2 separate regions of the Mus musculus genome follow, and region 2 is linked to region 1. A link is a loop called in an ENCODE intact Hi-C map of the cell type or tissue named here. Cell type or tissue: gastrocnemius. All regions are shown on one strand. Each heading gives the region's core, and the rest is flanking DNA. Links, peaks and the distances in the headings are about the cores only.

The links. Peaks named below come from ENCODE experiments on the same cell type or tissue, not always from the same donor. Only the 100,000 strongest peaks of a DNase experiment are listed, where the experiment ranks them.
Region 2: a loop joins it to region 1, with 3 times the contacts of the local background. A loop is called at or near these places in 3 of 42 quality-filtered maps.

Annotation. Positions count from the first base shown.
Region 1 is chr3:130,571,929-130,577,984 of GRCm38, forward strand. Col25a1 (collagen, type XXV, alpha 1) reads left to right here. Exons shown (of 38, transcript NM_029838.4): 31 at 3,447-3,482; 32 at 5,374-5,427. Among named protein-coding and RNA genes, the nearest start is that of Etnppl, 43 kb to the right of the region's middle. In gastrocnemius, for the core only: CTCF peaks have their summits at 2,924 (motif pointing left) and 4,962 (motif pointing left); DNase peaks (open chromatin) are centred at 2,928 and 4,954; H3K4me3 peaks cover 226 bases.
Region 2 is chr3:130,491,564-130,497,619 of GRCm38, forward strand. It overlaps Col25a1 (collagen, type XXV, alpha 1), which reads left to right. Exons shown (of 38, transcript NM_029838.4): 11 at 2,763-2,789; 12 at 4,835-4,879. Among named protein-coding and RNA genes, the nearest start is that of Etnppl, 120 kb to the right of the region's middle. In gastrocnemius, for the core only: a CTCF peak has its summit at 3,367; a DNase peak (open chromatin) is centred at 3,350; H3K4me3 peaks cover 901 bases; H3K27ac peaks cover 870 bases.

The DNA.
Region 1 (6,056 bases), core at 533-5,532:
TTAGGATGAGCATTTTCTTCTAGACAGATGTTAACTATACCCACCCCTGCACTCGAAGTATGAGACTCTAGACTGTGCCTAACATACAGCACAGTGCTTTTCACCATCAGGCAGACCAGCTGGCGCTTTACAGGTTAAGAGTCCCTTGAGCCAATGTGACCATGACCTGTGGAGGTCACTGCATAGGCAGTGAGGTCACCTTCCTTTCAGAGTCTTTCAGTGTTTTCTTGACAAATTAATGTCTGTAGTTAAGAGCTGAGAAGCGTGCATGCCCAAGCTTTCTCTTTCCTGGGCATGCTATTTCTGATAGACAATAGGCATGTTATATCCTAGGGTTTTTACTAAAGCGAGTTAGGAGGATTTATCACTCATCGGGGCTCTTGTGATGTCCTCCCATGTTAAACTGTATCCCCTTCATTCTTATACAGCACAGGCAGTTAGGAAAACTATTTTCAAGTTCTTTGGTCTTCCTAGTCTCTTCTGGGACTGTCAATTTGTGGTTTACTCTGTTGATGAATCCATGTAGGGACCTGACTTGGCAATGTCAGGAATGAGAATTTGCAGAATGGCATTACTTCAGACATCGGCATCTACATTTTCAGTCCATTCTCCTGGGCTAAATGCTTAAAGGCTTAAAATGTCTGTCTATAACACTGTCCTGCATATTCCAGTTTTCCATCCCAGCAGAGTGGGGTTTTGCTACCGATACCCGTCAGCATCCTCCCTCTGATCGCCTTTGATTTGCTTAGTCAAAACAATGGAGCACTGACTTCCTTGATGCAGAACTCCAAAACCCATGAGGTCATCTGTGCGTCTTTTGGTGGTACTCAACACATTGAGTGTTCTGCTCTCTTGATTATTATTTGTCAGAGCTTTAAGTTGGGTCATTAACTGATGCAAAGCCACTGTAGCCTCACTCTGCTGTCACCGAAAACTGGAATCTGCAAATGTTTCGGAGACTGGGTCTCTTCTCTCGCAGTTAAACACCCATGATAGCAAACAAAATTGGCATTTGCTTTTGCATTTAGGGTGAACCAGGGTTAAATGGTGTTAAAGGATTGAAGGGTGAACCAGGTCAAAAGGGTGACAGAGGACCCCTTGGTCTTCCAGTAAGTAAAGAAAACTTTCCATTTCAGTGCCAATCTCAAGATTTTTTTTTCTTTCTATCCAAAGTACCAGCTTTGGTTTGCTCTGTAGCGGTCTTACAGTTGAGAGCCCTGTCAGTAGAACACATGGTGTGTCAGAGCAGAGCACAGCCCCGTTTTGTTTTCCCCAATGTCTCGACCTTGTGCCTGAGGGTGACCACATAACAAACAGCGCCAAAATGTTGCATCCCTATTCAATTACATACATGCCAACCTTGCTCTTGTGGGGCTGACAGACAAATTCTGCCATCATCTCTCTCTAAAAAGTGATGTTTATTGTTTCATAACTTCTCCCAAACATGGCCTAATAGAGGTTAAGACCCTCTCTCAATTGCTTTGATCTGCTTGGATTCTAACCGCTGTCGCCCCCTGTTGGTGGCAGGTATGCAATTGACCATCATTGAGGTCAGTGCTGTGGCTCCTTTGTGTTCTATATGTTTTATGTTGTTCGTTTGCAGATCCCCTACAGTGAGGCTCATGGGACAGTAGTGGGTAGTGACAGAAGTCGTCTGCATTCTAACAAAAACAGTGGGTTTTATCTAGCCATATGCCTTATGCCAATAGTCTTCCCAAAACAACTTTAAAGATTTTTTTTTAGATCGTTATTATGTAATGGCTTCATTTCAGGCTTTTGATATGTCATTTATTCAGTAAACGCAGACACAAGTTGGCAAGGAATACTGTAGGTTACATTTGCAAAATGTGACATAAAACAAATAACAGAAAATAGTTCTATATTTGAGATGTGAGATAAAATATGCTGGTTGATGGGAGGTATCCCATTTCTCCATGAGTACTGTGCCTCCATGATTCACACAATAGCCCATGATTTATCAGTTAGACACAGCAGGTCTCTTGGATACATTCCCTTGTTGAATGAATTATGTAACCTCTGCATTAGAATTTAAGTTAAACGGTGCCAATTGGATCCATGGATTAGAGACATAAAATCTCCAAGACACTTGTTAGCCACTAGTTCTGCATCCCAGTTGGGTAGAGAGCCTTATGATCAACATAAAATTTATCACTTTAACATTTACCTTTAAGTTTCAAAGTGGTGACCAAAGGGGGAAAAAAAAGTCAAAAAAAAAAAAAAAAAAACTAAACTTCCCCTACTGTCAAATTTAGGGCTGTTTTTTACAGATCATTTAGCCAAAAGTTATCATTAAACAAGCAGTAGCCATACCTGCTGTTTAGAATCATTGCTACCTAAAGCTATATTTTATTCATGTATAGCATTGATCATGACAGGATCATACTAAAGGAATTTTTAAGTAAAAATAAATAAATAAAATAAAATAAAAATACCCCAAGTCTATGTGTTGTCATCACTGGCAGCTGGAATTTTCTTCTTTCATTTGTTTTGTAATTAACTGCACCTGAAGCATGGAGCTGAACAAGCCCTCTCCAGCCTGGCCAAGAGAATTTAAAGTACTAACACGAGGTCTTCTCAAATGTTCCTTGGTCTAATCTGTACCTTTAAAGCAGTATTGGGAGTTTGCTACAGAAGAGCTTAACCAAGAAGAATGATAGTTAGTCTTGCAAAATAGAAAGCGACATTTTTTTTTAAAGTATCTCAGTTGGGTAGCCCTCAATTCAAAATAAAGAAAGGCATGCATTAATCTGAGGAGTTGGCTTTTAAGGCATTTCTCATGCAAACATCAATATAAAGATTATTTGAACTCAACCGAGAGGCAGACTGGGAGTTATTTTAACTTGAGCCCACATAGTCTTTCTTTCTTTCTTTTTTCCCCTTGTTCCTAGCAGGCCCTCTAGTGGCAGCTAATGTGAACTTTAGGTCCAACACATAATGTCCGTATGAACTGAAGCCATTCCACTATACTAAAGCACAGCATTTTTTGTTCATAAAATCGTCTTAACAACCATAGCCAGAGATCTAGAGCCCTATACTAGGAGATCGCCACTGCTTTCTTTTGAGAATCTAACGAAATATGAGTAATAGTCTTTAGAAAGGCATTTCATGTGGACGTATAGCCAGGAGCCCCCTTACTGTATATTGTCAGCAAGTACTTTGCAGCCCACTGAGAAAACCTCATTCACCAGCTTTTTAGATAAGAATTTCCTGGTAGAAATGTCACTAAAGGCCATCATCTGTGGGGCATGTATTGTCACGTGACTTTTTTTAAAAAACTAACTATTTGTAGCAATGTGATATTCATCCCAGAATCCTGTGAGTGTGTATTATGTTGTTTGAAGTGTTGCATTTGTTCATCGGTGCCTCATACTAATCTCTGTTCTTGTCATTCGTGTCACACCCACCAACCCTGACACCGTTCCCAGGGAGCATCTGGCTTAGACGGAAAGCCAGGATCCCGGGTGAGTCGGCCCCGCGTCCTGCTCCGACGTGCTCCGTGGATGTGAATCACGTGCTGGGAACGAAAGACCCCTTCGTTCCTTGTGGTCTTTCCAGATGCTGAGGCGTCACTTAGGGCCAGAATCAGAGGGGGGAGGTAGATGAGGATGGTGGAGAGGGAGACAGGAGGAGAGAGAAGGGGTCGCAACTCGAAAGTTTAGCCTGGGCTGCCAGAACATTTTCAGAAGCCCAAACTTGAGGGTAGATCATTTACTCAGTGAGAAAATGACCGCTCCAGTTGCCTTCTGTGTCTCAGCAACCTGAAACAATTCATAAAAGCCTTCCCAAAATCCCACGGGGTTCTGAAGTGGAGTTTATTTTAACTTGCTTTTCCTTTACATTTATGTCCATCTTCGAAATGTAATCTCTTCCGTAAAACTGACTTCCAAGTCTCTATTTGTGGAAATGAATCGTGTGCCTTCTGCCATTTTTATCACTCCTTTTTGGCAGTCCTGCCTCTTAAATTTTAGCCATGATCTCTCAGTATTTAGAAGCCTTGTAGAGGTGAACCTTGAGTTGAGACAGTAAGAGCATGATTAAGATAAAGAGAATTCCCTCACCTGAGAATGCACTTGAAACTCTGAATAGTTCCCTATCCTGTGATTCTAACAGACTCCACCAAACGGCTGGACTAGCAATGGGAACCCAGAGACAGGATGAAATGAAATAATCGTACATCTACAAATACGATTTTGCACTCTTTGCTTCTTTAAGCTCAGTCTTCCTGACATATATTTGAAGTCCTTACCTCATTTTTTAAGACTCTAAATCTGAAAATTTTTCAGTTCTAAGAATCATCAAGCAGGGTTTTTTTTTCCCCTCCAGACCCCAGAGTTCTTACATTCTTTCGTGTGTTATTTTATCTGCCACAGAAACCAATTATGCTTGCAAGCTGTAGGGAGAGCCTAGAAGAACAGTCCCCTCACCCTGTGAGCCCTGATGTCACAAGAGCTACAAAAAGTTGTCTTAAAAGTTAACACTAAGCCAGGCGTTGGTGGCGCATGCCTTTAATCCCAGCACCTGGGAGGCAGAGACAGGCGGATTTCTGAGTTTGAGTCCAGCCTGGTCTATAGAGTGAGTTCCAGGGAAGCCAGGGCTACACAGAGAAAGCCTGTCTCGAAAACAAACAAACAAACAAAAAAAAAAAAACAAAAAAAAAGTTAACACTATTCTTTTTCATATACATTTCATTCAAATGGCTAAAAATCAAAGTTTGTGAGCTTTGACCAGAGTTGTCAGTGACAATGGTGAGAGGACCTGGGAAAGATGATAGAAAGAAAGGACAGTTACACTTTCCATGTTAGGATTATGGAGACAAGGGGACAGAGAGATGGCCCAGCAGTTAAAGCAGCTAAGATCTTGCAGATCAGCCAGGTTTGGTTCTCAGAACCCTCGTGGTGGCACCCTAGCCGCTCCAAATTCACTTCCAGGGGATCTGGTGCCCTCTTCTGGTAGCCAGGCGTACTGCACACACATTATGTCCACGCATACATGCAAAGCTCTCAACACATACATACAAAATAAAAATAAATCCGGGGAGGTGAAAAAAAAAAAAAAGGATGAGGACAAAATGAAGATGCTTCATCCGAGAAGAATAACTATGAGACATAGCTTTTCTGTAGACTCTTCATTGAAACATGCAGTGAGATACTTTGCCTCTCTTGCATGGATTTCTCAAAAACAACTGGCATGAAAAACCATTAAGAATAGAGTGTTTTACAATCAGATGTGTTATCCTAAGACATCTGCATGCATCCTTCTCCCCAGCAAGGCAGAGCGAATCAGAATCCTTCTTCTTGCAACCCCAGTCTCTCACCTGGCTCATAGTATTTTATTCTTATCTTTGTTTTTTAGGGTGCAGATGGTCCTATAGGACCCCACGGCCCTGCAGGACCCAAAGGAGAAAGAGTAAGTCCCCCTTTGGGTTGTCACACTGAAGTTGAGAACTGGAGGAATGAAAGCATGTCTTCTCTGTATACGGTGACCTCAACCTGTTCATTTTCCCGGAGAGATGGGGGACTACCTAGTAGTAAATGAAAACATTGCCCATTTGAAGTACTATTTAGAGTCCTAAGACTAAGAAGAAAACTATGTGGAATCGGCCTGCCTTAATGCAAACAATGCATACATTTACATAGCTAAAGTAAATAGCCCCCATTATTCCTTCTTAACCCATAAGGAAGATATTTTCATTGGGCCCTCATCCAGGAAGTTGAAGTCAATGGGCTAAAACTTCCAGAACTACATATTCTAGTTGGTAATCTTAACACAAAGCTACTGTGTTCATTCTGAGTAAATTATAATGTTTTTCCAAAGGAAATTACAAAACCTACGTGGTCTTCTCCACACGGTTACCTATGTTCTCATTTTTCTTTCGAGGGTTAAAGAATGACCTGTTTTCCTCTAGCCATAAGGAAATGATTTGGTGCGTTATAAAGCAAAGCCCTTTCACCAACCTCACTATCCTAGACTAGGTTTCCATATCCCTAGGAGCAAAAAAATAAAAGATAGACATTCGGAGGAAGATGAATATCTGA
Region 2 (6,056 bases), core at 348-5,347, 81 kb before region 1:
TTTTCCTCTCATTTCCACACATTTATCATAGAATACATGCATCCACATTCATACACACACATATACATATGCACACACACATACTACAAACAACAGTTTTTTTTTAAAAAAGATTAGCTAAGCTAATGAATGATTCTATAGTATTGCCTATTATTTTATAAATTTACATTTGTCCAGAAACAAGGGCTAATCAGATGCACATGTCTTAACTAGCTGGTAACAACATGCCTTAATTTCCAAATTGATTTTGAACAGGAAACTTTAAGTTATAAGTTTATATTTAATTACTGCATTGTTACAGATATATAACAGTATCATCAGTTTAAATATATTTAAGACATATGTAAGAAAAAATTTGTTTAGTGCAGTTAAACTGAGAGTATGTATGTGTGTGTATGTGTGTGCATGTATATGTATTTATGCACAAATGTTTATATATTTACTGAAAAGTATGTCTGCACCTTGTATTCAGCTTTCCTCCTGATTGCCTTCTGGTAAGGATGACAGTTGGCCCCCTACCATTTTTCCTGCAGTCAGATTTAAGAATTATATGTACATTTTTGGTAACTGAGCATATATCTTGGCAGTGGAATTGCAAATAATCTATAAGATGTGTAGTCATAATTCAAAATTAATGGTAAATCTTTTTCATAAAAAACTGCTTTTATGAGTTTACAAAAAATAATACTAGTTTCCTAAACTGAGAGGAAAAATATTCAATTTCTTTGATTATTTGGTTTTGCATTAAAATATGTTAGTCTAATTTTATGTGATTAGTTGTTCTAAGTCTGATCTAATATGGCCATGCAACAAAGACCAAATTAGAAATGCCATGGATGTTAGTCTCCACTTAAACATGATGGAAAATTCTCTTATTTTCTTTTTAAATACCTCCCTGAAATGAAATACCCAATTTTAGTGAACGATGTTTAGCAGAGTTACATTTACAATGAGAATGCAGCCTTTGTGAATTGAACATATACATCCTCTGTCTAAACACTGACTGAATGCACTCCTCAGCATAGAATTTCCTTTCCAGCCCCACTTGTCTGGAAGGGAAACACTCAGGAGACACTTGAGAGCCTGGGATCCTGGACGATGATAAACCCAAGGCTTGTCTTCATTCTCGGATCCCCTATCACAGCTTGTAACTTCTGTCCTTGGTTAGCATTGACATCCATTTCCCAAACAATTTACATACGTGAGGAAATGATTAAGCATGTTTATGTGTTAGCCGGAAAGACCTGGTGGAGAAGGGCAAGCTGATATAGATGCAGGGGTAATTGATTGGGAGCCATCCCCTGGGACAGAGGCAAGGATGGATTCCAGAGTCTACCTGATGAATTGGCCTTGCACGGAGGAGGGGCTCCTCTTCCTCTGAGGTCCGTGTGGCCTTGGGTTGATGAGAGATCTAATCTGGAGGGGTTTTATACCTGATGGTCTACTGTTCTTTGCAAAATCTAAACTGGAGAAATTTCAAACGGAGGGGGAAAGATGGGTAGAGAGAATGTCCACCACTGCAGATAGCAAGCCTATTAAAAACCCAGTCGGTGGTTCTGGCTGTACGTCATCCAGGAATAAAAGTTGGTATGACACAACCCACATCCAATAACCCGAGGCTGATTAGAGAGGAAATGAGGCTTCCTGTGCGGGCTGATCAGAACAGAGGTGGGGAGCAGGTTCTCTGGGTGTTTCTAAACACTGTGTCTATTTAATTCTTTTAAAATTCACGACCCTTCTCCCCCAATAGTCATGCTCATGTTTTATGTCATGTTACAGGGTATGAATGTCAGATGCTGACTAACGGAAATGTCCCACAATGAAAATAAGCCTTTAGGGTCATGTGGTGGACCAAAGAGCTCTTGTGTGAAGTTGTAGCATCTATAAATTCACTAAAGACACCCAAATCAAGTACATTTCTAAATGTATACTAAAATGAATGCCCCATATCTTTATTTAAAAATAGCATAAGGAGTCAGAAATAAGGTTGTAGCTCTGTGGTGTTTTTTCCCCCCCACTGTCGGAAAGCCATGCCTTCATCTAAATTAAGCCAACAGATCCTAGCACTGACTTTGTGGTTGAAGGACTGCTTAATTTCGTAACTGTCACATTTACATTTTCTAAGTAAATATCCCCCTTCATCTCACTAAATACTGTATTCTGCCCGCCTCTCAGATTGCACCCTGACAACTGCTGGTGACCTCCCTGTTCCCTCTTCAGGTGCGCACCAGGTGCTTGCCATTAGCCTTGGCCTCCCCGAGTTTGTAAACCAGATTTTGTGCGGGTCAGTTGACCACGTTTCCTAAGAGCAAAATATAGCACGCTTCTCTGCAGCGCCTTCCTTGCAAAACTGCTTCTCAGGGGTTTACAGATGGAGGCGCCCTGGAATGTGTCTGTTTTCTTGGGAACTGTATTGCATTCTAACTGCTTCTAGCAACAACATCCTCAGCCCTCCAAATGTGGCCGATTTAATAGACTGGTAGGTATATCATGAAGGAAACGCACTGGGACCCCAAGAATTTTCTTCCCAAAAGAAGAAATCAGATCCCTCTTGTATGTAACTAATGGTTTTCTAAAATTAATGTATTTTTATAAAAAAACATTTTGTATTTCCAACGGAGAAATTTTCTTCTCAGCATATTTTAGGGGACCTTACAGCATAGGACAGCTTGTTAGTTGATGAATAGAATTGCTGGTTAGTTGGTTATCTAAGCCTAAATGGAAGTATTATTATGTTAATTGAATTGTTCTTTCCTCTTTAGGGACCTCTGGGGCCTCCAGGACAAAAGGTAGGCTGTGCTTATCAGTGCTGAGAAAGTACTTAAACTCCTTTGTCTAAGGAAAGCAAGAGAACTGTGTGGAATTAGCAACCATAAGCCATGCTGAGAGAGTCGGTCTCCTTTGTACATTCTGCTTTCTAAAAAATGTCCTGCTATTATACATTAGAATATGCCTTCAATTTCCACTCTCTTTATTGGAGACTATTTGGTAAGCCCAGAAAGGCTTCTTGAGCTGAACTTGTAGGTTATGGAATATTTAATGCAAATATTGGTAACACATTCTGACAGCATTTACAACATAGAGGATCATGTGACACTGCAAATTGATTGCTGGCCTTGGTCAAATATGTAACTGCCAAGTGGCCACAGAGCTGACCCGAAGAGAGGATATGCTCCTTGCTTGCTTCGCTGCGCTGCTTGGCTCACTCAGTGTCCCCTTGGCTGAGGCAAACTGAAAAGTGACTTCCTGATTATAATTTCAGCCTTAGCCACAGTCAACAAATGGCATTCTAAAGGGGAGGATCTAGGGTTCTGAGACCCGACCAATGGTACTGCAGTAAATACGGCAATAGCCGATAGGTGGCGCTTTGCCATTGAACACCAGGAAGCCCCATGCACTAATATAATAACCTCCCACCCTGAACGGGGAGGGAGAGGATGTTCAACTTGCAGAAAGTTCTAGAAAACCATTGTGCGGTAACATGCGGGAAGGGGATTGCGCTTTGTCTTTGGACTCCATCAAAGATAGAGACTTTGATCCCCAAGTGCCAGGCATGTGGCATCTGGTGAAACACAATCCTTCGAACCAAGGCGGAGCCCCTGCACTGTGAGGCGTCTTGCATACCGGAACAGTTTGTCCCTTGCAATAATGTCTCTATTAAGCTCAGTGTGAAATTGTAAAGCTAGCCTGATCCACGTACAACCAGGATAAAATGCCGGCTCCAGACTTGAAGGCCTCCCTTAGTTCCCACACCGCAGGATCACGGGATGAATTAAGGAACTTGCCAGCTCAATTTGTTTGGCGTATACTTTTTTTCCAGTGAGCTATTTTTAGAGCAGTTTCATGATGATCATTGCTATTTAATAAGATCGTTGTCCCGTTATTATAATAGAAATTTAATATAGAACTAAGAAAAATCTGTTTTCTTATTCTATGTTAAGAATAAGCAAAAAAATAAAACATATGTATATGTATGTATATGTATATATGTATATGTGTATACACACACACACACACCTTGTCTAGAGCCTAAAAAGAGAAGTGGCAAGGAGTAAATGACATATTTATTAATGTTCCCTGTGTTTATTTAAGTGTCATGGATTGTACCAGGTAGTCACTGGCTTTCCTACTGTAAGTTGAGCCCTCTGTATGGAGCCATTCATCCCCAGGCAATGGGTATATGTGCTCATGTTTACGTATTCAGGGACCTTCATATTCAACATATAAGAGTCGCATTGTTCTGGGTCACTACACATTCGTGATGCTTTCGTGAGTCTCCGTTAGAAGCCATGTCAATACTTAAGTGACAAAAATACTTCCTGAAAGTCAAGAGGGGACATGATCCAAATATAATCAGTTTGAGTCTCTAGCATAAGGGCCTCCTGTAGTAGTATAAGCAGTTGCTTTTTAAATTACCTTCTGTTTGTGTTCTATAAACTTGGCAAGTTCAAGAGTTGCTGCGACTCCTCAGCTTTTTCCAGGTGGAACTAAATTATCTATGTCTTTAAAACAAAATTTGGAGCCATGTGGCCCCCTGAAAGTTATGGCTTTCAATTTATATGAGATTCTATAAATTGTGTTAGAGTTAAGTGAATATTTGGAAAGAATATTAAAGTTTGTCTCTACTTTCTAGGAAAGTATGAGGATCTGCCTAGGTTACTAAATACCAGAACACAGTGGATAACGTCTAGGGAACACAGCCTTAAAAACCTTTGCATGGAAGCTATAGTATGTCTTAGCCATGCAAAACTGTGTCTGACTAATAAATGTCACACAGATTTGGAGCTGAAATATTACACGATCATGATAGTAACTTAATCATGTGCATTTTTAGGGTTCCATTGGAGCACCTGGGACCCCAGGCATGGATGGGCAAAAGGTAAGTTCTGCTTACTGTAGCATTTATCACATAATTTGAAGACTACTAGAGCCACAGAACACTACTAGAGTCATAGGCAGATATGTTATTAATATTCTTATATGTAAATACAGGAAAGCCGAGGAGCAAATGTCCAAATGAGTTGACTTTAGGGAAGCGGTAATCCCAGACTAAAACATTTCCGCTGTAAGAGTTTTGGATGTGTTCGGTTTTGTTAAGTTACTGTAGCAGATGTAAGGGAGATACCCTACTTACCATTCAAACAGGACACACTAGTTCATTCTGGTCCTGGGTACTATATGCTATTTCTTTGATTAAGAAAAGTTATTTATATAAATATATAAGCATATATAAGTTTTCATATTAAAACCTTCTGAACAAGAACAAAGTTTTCACCATTAAGCAAACTTGGGAACAAAATGGACTTTCCTATACTCTTATTATTAACTTCTGCTGTGCTGTTTAATAATGAAGGGGATCAGAAATAAGGAAAAGTGTGTGTGTGTGTGTGTGTGTGTGTGTGTGTGTGTGTATTTGTGTATGTGTGTGTATGTGTGTATGTGTATGTGTGTGCCTATGTGTGTGCATACATACACATATCCTTCTGCATATACACGTCTCTTTGCATGTGTATATTTATTTCCATAACATTTTTATTATTTGGAGACATCATCTAACATTATCCCACAAGTAAGCCTGGTGTGTCTGTGCACTTGACATGCCTACCTACAAGCTCTCCAGTCTGGAACCTCTACAGAGATGAACAAAGCCACTCTGGGAGCTAACAAAACCCAGAGCTGGCCCAGCCCTCCCAGGGGACTGGAAGCTGAGCTTGGGACTTTCCTGTCTCTCTCTGAAATCTGGATCTAGCCCTTAGAAATCTCATGACTCATGTACTCCTCTTCCAGAATATTTTAATGCCCTGTACCCTGGACTGAGTTCTGAAATCGCACAAGGATCCCAGCTCTGACCAAGAGATCAGACTTATACATGGTCTTTCATCTCACCCATCTTCCTGTCTCTCTTAGGACCTCTTAAACCTACAAAGTAGCTAAGAATAAGAGTCCACTACCTACGTGCTGTGTAGCTTTTTGTCAACGTCTTTGCATTTTCTGCCCTCCTTTTACGCCTCTGTATGAGAAAGACATCACAATTCCTGCCCCAAAGGGTCCATGCA